2 separate regions of the Homo sapiens genome follow, and region 1 is linked to region 2. A link is a loop called in an ENCODE intact Hi-C map of the cell type or tissue named here. Cell type or tissue: endothelial cell of umbilical vein. All regions are shown on one strand.

Region 1 (4,000 bases), 100 kb after region 2:
TAGCACTATAAGCAACATAAGGATATATGGATACATGGGTATAGAAAAGATTGCAAGATTTTCTTAGACTACTGTTGTTCATCACCCATATTGGGGTTCTGCCAGGAAGCCAAATCACAGATTTAGAAGAATAGCCATTTTCAGGTTAGACATATTCTTTAGACTGGGATAATGCCAAGACATGGATCATGTGGCCCATGCCAAGAGAACTGCACAGATCTGACACATCTTTGTGTCTCGTATTCCCATCTTATCTTTTACTGCTTCCTCCAGTCTGTGGCTGCATTGAATTATTAACCATTCTCTGAACACACCCCAAAATTTGCACTCCTGTGTCTCTTTCTTTCTTGTTCGGTCCTTACTTACAGTTGAAATGCTTTTTCTATTTTGTGGACGTTTAGAATTTCAATTCATCCTTTAAGGCCCAGACCAAATGTCTCTCCTTCTGCAGGGCTTCTTAATCCTAGAGGCGTAAGACACTGACTACTCTATGCTCCCCACAAAATGTTGCTCTTATATGTATTATGATATATCAAATGGTATCACCTATTAGTCCCTGTGTCAGTTTCCCTAGTAGGCTGTGATCCTTTCTTGAACAAAGGCCAAGGCTCCCTCATTTATAAGTCCAGATAATATTTGTGATTTCAAATATCTTCCAGGAAGCACCATTCAAGCAGCACTGGCTAAGAAAGCCCTTTTCTTCCATCCTGACAAGCCAAGCCCAGTCTTGGTTCTTCTGTACTTCTCTTGTCAAGGCTGTTTGTGTTTCCCATCCCTCACATGTTCCATAGTTACAGACATGCCTTGTGCTTCTGTTAGTGAGTATTATTCAAATATACTAAATGTTTATATATTCAAACCTTAGACTTATTATTGGTGGTTTGGAAAGTCTTCTTGAGAAATTGGAGCTGAGAAAGTCACTGATATTTCAAATTTGTTTGGTACTACCAGGTGGAACAAAGGGAAAAACAATGACAGATTCAGTGAGTTGATGATACATTTTTCCAAAACATGTGAGTCAGCCCAAACCACTCAGACTATCTGAGTCATTCATTATCTGCCTCTTAGGATACTACTCAAATACAATCTTCAAAATGTCTCTGTTCTGTCTAATTTTGTATTTTAATAGTCATCCATTTAAGACACTTAGGTCTTTAAAATGTCAATTTTTAAAAAAGTCCTCCCATATAAAACTATTTTCCGTTACTCTCCACATGAGGAGTTTATAGGAAAATGTATTGACATTTAAAACTACCCACCCATAATATTAAGAAACACCTTCTCCCCTTTTATTTTTCATTTTGTTTATTAAAAACTTCTTTCTCACCTCTAATTGTCTTATTCCCTTATAAGGACAAAGTATCATAGTTACATAATCATCAGTCTATCCCTACTATTTTCCTTGGTTTTCAAGTCTCCTAATTGGCTTCTCTTTGCTTCTGTTTTAGCTTCGAGCTCACAATGAATGCCATATTCAGCAATCACCACTGGTTTTTACAGGACTGTAAAACCAATGCTATTATCATCTCAGGGTTTCAAGTGCTTTACTTCCTGTAACTTGACCTATGAGATAAAAAATAGCATGCCTTACCAAATATATCAGAAAATACACACACATTCCAGTACTCTTTGTATTAAATTGGTAACAGAACAGGAAATAGTAGTTTTCCACAGACCCTGTGCTGGTTTTGACCACCAAGTTTGGACAATAGCCAACATGAACTAGGTCATGAACATCATGTGTTGTCCACTTTCCAGTGAAAAAAATGCACTGAATCAGGATCCAGGAGGCAGAGAGTCCATTCCCAGCATCAGTTCTAATTGCATAGCTTAATACAAGTTACATTACCTTTATGTTTCAACCTCTCAGCCTATAACAAATCAGCCAACGATAAGAGACGAAAGAATCTGCACACCTTCACAAAATGCCATGCCTATATCTGTAGCTTTACTTTCACTGGAAATGATGTTTTTAACACATGAAATACACTTATACATAGAATGTCAATAGGCATACACCACAATATGTGAAATTCTAGAAAAAAAATGCCCTAATCAAATTGTTGAATAAGAAAAAAAGTTTGGGCCAGGTGCAGTAGCCTATGCCTGTAATCCTAGCCCTGTGGGAGGCTGAGGCGGGTGGATCACTTGAGGTCAGGAGTTTGAGACCAGCCTGGCCAACATGGTGAAACCCCGTCTCTACTAAAAATACAAAAGAATTAGCCTGAGTGGTGGTGCACACCTGTAGTCCCAGCTACTTGGGAGGCTGAGATGGGAGAATTGCTTGAATCTGGGAGGCAGAGGTTGTAGTGAGTCAAGATCAGGCCATTGCACTCCAGCCTGGGTGACAGAGTGAGACTTCATCTCCAAAAAAAAAAGGTTGAAAACTTTTTACTTCTTCAAAAGTGGAAAGGTTTAAGAAGTTTACAAAAAATATGAAGAAAACTGAAAGACTAAAGCAAATGAAGTTATGAAAGTAAGTTATTCATATCTTAATGAATCTTTCAGAAGATCCAAGGAGAAAACAATCACACCAACTGTGTTAAAATTGAGTGAAGGGAAGTGTGTTCATGTCTTTTGAGAATTCATCAAAAAATATTGAAACTCTTCAACAAAGAGCAGCAATAGTCAAGGATCTTATAGGAATAACAAATTTAAGAGACTATGTTCAATAATCCGATAAGTTTTAAAAACAGTATATCCAATGATTTTTGACTTCAGGTAGTTATGATTACAATATAATTGCATCTAGGGTGGAGCACAAATTTTTTTGTCAACTATTTTTTACCAAAAATGGGAGGGCAAAAACTAAGCGTCCCTTAAGAAATGTGATGACTCTTCCCTTGCCAACATCAAAACAAAAACATCTAAAGGGAAATAATTTTACTGTCTTGATAATCTGGGGTTAGAATGGTTCTCTCCCAAGCTATGGAATTGAGAACACTTTCTTATGTGGATCCAAAACTGCCACACTGTGTGTCTGGCCTGTGCCTCTAACTTCTCCACCAAATTCAGATTCCTTTAGCTTCTTTTGGTGTTGTGGGAAACAACCACACACACACACACAAAATTAAATATAGATGGATTTTTAAAAGGTTGAAAACTTATTTCAAACTAGGCAGCCCGGTTATAATGTTACCAGACAAATATCATCAATGTCTTACCAGATAAGATAAATAAAGTAACAGATGTGGAAATCGATGATAGTGATAGTGTCAAAAATACAGAGTAGAAAGAAATTTTGTCATTGGAATACTACCAGCTACCAGTGCTGAGGTCCTACCTATTGCCCAGGCCCTGGATGCGTATGTTGCCTCCTTTAAATCTCTTACAAACTTTGTGAAAAAGTAGGTGGTATTTTTCCCTAAAGTAGTGAGCCTGAGAGTTTGCCTAAGTTAGGTTTTATTATCTTCATCCCCAGCAAGGAAACTGGAGGCTACTCTTACTCCAGTACTCCCCAGCATGTTGGGGTTCTTCAGGGCTTTGTCCTAGGCAATTCTATATCCTTTTCTGAGGGTGATTTCATCCACTCACGTGGTTTCATTCATCATATGTATGCAGATAAATCCTGAATTTATAGGTGAGGCCCAGCACAATCTCATGAGCTTCTGAATACAGAGTACTTCTCATACTCAGGCTCCTACAGAGACATCAGATTTCTTCAAAAACCTTCAGACTCTACTTTTAATACATATGTAATAAAAGCTGCAAAGATATGCCCAATCATTTAGTTTCTAATTATTTTGTGAGTAAAATTCCTTTTACAATGAAATGGCTCTCCATCAACAGATAAATGGATAAGCAAAATGTGGCCTAGCCATGCAATGGAATACTATTCAGCCATAAAAAGGAAAAAAGTACTTATACAGGCTGCAACGTGAATGAACCTTGAAAATACTATGCTAAATGAAGGGAGCCAAACGCAAAGAGCCACGTATTACGTGATTTCATTTATATGAAATTTCCAGAGTAGGCAAATTCATTAATACAGAAAGCAGAT
Region 2 (4,000 bases):
AGGTTGACTCTGTGTCTTAGCTATTGTGAAGAGTACTGCAATGAACATACCAATGCATGTGTCTTGATGATAGAATGATTTATATTTCTTTGGGAATATAACCGGTAATGGGATCTCTGGGTCAAAGGGTAGTTCTGTTTTTAGTTCTTTGAGGAATCACCACACTATTTTCTACAATGGTTGAATTAATTTACACTCTCACCAGCAGTGTATCATTTCTAACTTATCTGAGAACTCAATGGTCAGCACTTATTTTAAAAAGTGACTATTTTGTTTTATGTGTTTTGAAATGTAAGAAGAAAAGTACAGCTTTTCTCTTTCTGTAGAAGTCTATAGCTTCACCTCATGAATAGAATCCTCTACTCTGGTGGTTCTCCCTCACTTTGATTTCTGAATCTTTGGCAGCATATTTGAAGATAGTATATTGTACAATGTTATCACATTATTTCCTGGACTTGTCTTACTTAGCTCTTCGAGTAACATGAGTAATGCCTTTAGCATGTTGTTTTATGTACTCATGAGGTAAAGTTTTTGCCTTGCACTTAACTAGTTCTTCATTCCATTAATTTGTCTATTTGGTCAAAATTGTAAACTCAGTCATATAAGTTAACACAATGGGATGATAGCGTGGAAGGAAAAACAATTCTTTTTTTTTAAAAAAGGCTTTATGAAGATATAATTGATATATAATAAACTGAACTTATATACAGTGTAAAACTCCATGAGATTATATGATGTAAAATCATCATACAATTAAGAAAATGAACATTTCCATCATCCCTGAAAGTTTTCTTATGCTTTTTTGCAATCCCTTTTTGTAATCTCTCCCACTGCCTCCTTTCCCTGTCCCTAGGCAAGAGTTAATATGCTTCACTATAACTTCATTTGCAATTTCTAGAATTTCATATAACAGAATTGTAAGGTGTGTGATTTTTTGTTTCTTTCACTGCACATAATTATTTTGAGACTTGTTCATGTAGTTGTGTGCACTAATAGTTCATTTCTTTTTGTGGCTGTGTAGTGTATGGGTATACCACAGTTTTAAAAAATACATTCACCTACTGAAGAACATTTGGCTTCTTTCCAGTTTTTGCCTATTACAAATAAAGGTGCAATGAATACGCGTGTACGGGTATTAGTATGAATATACCCTGTCATTTCTCTTGGTAAGTACACAGGAGGAGAGTCACTAGCTCACATAATAGGTGTAGACTCTCAAAGAAACTGCCTAACTGTTTTCTAAAGTGGAAAATACAGCTGTGCATGAGGGTTTTAGTTCTTCCACATTCTCACCAACACTTGGTAGAACTGATCATTTTAATCTTAGCCATTCTCATAGGTGAGTAGTGGTATCTTCTTGTTGTTTTAATTTGCATTTCCATAATGGCTAAGGATCATCAGCATCTTTTATGTGCTTGTCATCAGTTATCCTCTGCTTAAACTGTCTGCCAAGTTTTTAAATAGGGTTGTTTGTTCTCTTATTGAATGTCAAGGTTTCTTTATACATTCTGGGAATGTCATTTATCAGATATATAATTTGCAGCCCAGTCTGTGGCTTGTTTTGTTTTTTCTTTCTCTTAAAAGGACATTTGAAGAGCAGAAGTTTTTAATTCATCAATTTATTCTTTTATGGGTTATATCTAATCCAGTCATTCTTTCGGTGTCTTATTTAAGAAATCTTTGCCAAACCGAAGGTCACAAAAGTTTCATTTGTATTTTCTTTTTCCTTTTTGAGACAGGATCTTTCTCTGTCACCCAGACTGGAGTGCAGTCGTGTGAGCATAGCTCACTGTAGTCTCAAACTCCTGGCCTCAAGCAGTCCTCCTGCCTTGGCCTCCCGAACTGCTGGAATTACAGGCATGAGCCACTGCAACTGTCTCACTTATATTTTCTTCTAGAAGTTTAAAAAAAAATCTTTGAGTTTACATTTAGCTTCATTACCCATTTTCACCTATTTTAGTCTTACAATGTATATAGTGTCAAGTATGGATCTCAGTTCATTTTGTGTGTGTGTGGATATGAATATCCAGTTGTTTCAGCATCATTTTTTTGAGAAGACTGTCCTTTCTCCACCGAATTACCTTGAAAATTTTGTTGAAATCTAATTGCCCTTATCTGTGTGAGTCAATTTCTGGATTCACGATTCATTCTGTTCTATAGATTTATTTGGTCTATTTTTTAAGCCAGTATTGCACTGTCTTGATTACAGTAGCTTTATGATAGTTCTGAAATCAAGTAATGTTAGTCCTCTAACTTTGTTCCTTTTCATAGTTGTTTTCGCTATGGTAGGCCCTTTGAATTTCCACATGAGGTTTATAATCACCGTGTCAATGTCTATATAAAATCAATCATTGCCTCCCCGTTCCAATTCACCCTTTACTGACTGCTCTGAGAAAATTAACGGATCTTTATTGTATTTTTCTCTTTGCCTGCAGGAACCATGCTTAGTTTTGTCAGTAGAGGGCGCTAGAGAGACATTGCAGGAGAAAGGGGTTTTCCTTCACCCTTCCAGCCTGCTTGCAAATGCAGGCTCTTGCAATGCACAAGGCTTACGTAGTGCTAGGTTGTTGAAGTTACAAGAGGCTTGTGTGTGGCTCCTGCAGTGCATGTAGTGTCCCCAGAGTGTAGGTTTTGCAAGCCATATAACTCTGCCAGTGCCTGGTAGCACAGACAGCTTTCCTGTCATCTGACTCATGTAGTACAACTGGCTGGGCTGCCACAATGCCCAGATCTTGCAATGCAGATGGATTCTTTTCCAGCCTCCTGCCATGTTCACACCTTCTCCACTGCCATCTTCTGCAGTGCATGGTGGCGGCAGCACCCATCAACCTTAGCTTCCCCTGGCAATTCCCTCGGCCAGTTTTGTAGTAGAGTGCCTCAGTGAAACACCTTCCCATGAGCAGCTGGAAGTCAGCTGGGCTCTCCTTATGCCAGGCCTGAAAACTCTCAAGCAGGTAAGCTGGAGCAATCATAGGGCACACCTCCCCTTTTAGGGATCACTGCCTTCGCCTGAAGTCCAGTGTCTTGCAAGTCATTGTTTTATATATTTTGCTTATTTTTAAGCTGTTTGAGGTAGAAGGGTAAATTGGTCTGTTACTCTACCTTGGCTAAAGCAGAAATTTCACAAGGATTTTATTCTTCTTTGGGACACAGTAAATGCTTAAAGTGAGTGAGCTTCTTTATGATTTCCTCCAATGTCTCCACAGCTGACTCTTGTAGTACTTCACCTCTAAGTTCAGGTATGTACTTTCTGGGGAAATTGATGTTAATAAATGAAAACTTTGCTCACATTGGAGCATGGAGACTCCACGTTGTCCTACAGTCACCTTGGATATTGTGTAACTCTAATGGATGAAACACACATGGTTCAGGTGAGGTGCTGTCTGGCATACATTCAAAATAGCTTAAATGAGGAACTGCTATAACCTTGTAGGTATAAGGCTGGGTTTGGGGCAGAGATTGGGAGCAGATGAGCTTCTTAAAGATGCCATGTGAGCCTCCCTCACTCAGGTGTTAAATCCATAACTTTGTAGTGCTCTGAATGGGATTTTTGGTTTCTGGAAGTTTGCATTTCCATCTCTCCTGGAGAACACTGCTGACCTCCCAGTTTGGGAGCAAACTGCTGTCTTCCTTCTCTACCTTTTAGATCCATTAACCCTGTTTGTATACTAGTGCCAAATTGGTTCTGAACCTTGATTTCCCCTCAAGCTGAGTCTACTCTTGATATTTGTCCATATGTGGACATGTAGAATATTGTTTGGCAGCTATTAGAAAACAATTAGAGCACTTATAAAATTAGATTTCAGCACCTACCATCACTTAGAATATTGTTATTAGCAGTGGTGGCTCAACTGTTCTTTAACTGGTAGGGAATTTTCTCAGTTTTCTTGCCAAGTTGCTCAAAATGAGATCTAAATGGTGTCTTGGTAGGAGATAAAGTTTCTGTTTTGAAAGCAAGTCAGACAGGGGAGGAGGTGGCATTTATTAACTCAACAGGCAT

The links. Peaks named below come from ENCODE experiments on the same cell type or tissue, not always from the same donor. Only the 100,000 strongest peaks of a DNase experiment are listed, where the experiment ranks them.
Region 1: it touches region 2 in a loop (2.7-fold over the local background); 2 of 110 quality-filtered maps call a loop at or near these places.

Annotation. Positions count from the first base shown.
Region 1 is chr1:66,621,635-66,625,634 of GRCh38, reverse strand. All of the region lies in intron 1 of SGIP1 (SH3GL interacting endocytic adaptor 1), which reads right to left. Among named protein-coding and RNA genes, the nearest start is that of MIR3117, 4.8 kb to the left of the region's middle. In endothelial cell of umbilical vein, no CTCF peak of the experiment used is centred here; DNase peaks (open chromatin) are centred at 1,014 and 1,644; H3K27ac peaks cover 1,962 bases.
Region 2 is chr1:66,724,703-66,728,702 of GRCh38, reverse strand. All of the region lies in intron 19 of SGIP1 (SH3GL interacting endocytic adaptor 1), which reads right to left. Among named protein-coding and RNA genes, the nearest start is that of DYNLT5, 26 kb to the left of the region's middle. In endothelial cell of umbilical vein, a CTCF peak has its summit at 2,445 (motif pointing right); a DNase peak (open chromatin) is centred at 2,522; H3K27ac peaks cover 1,077 bases.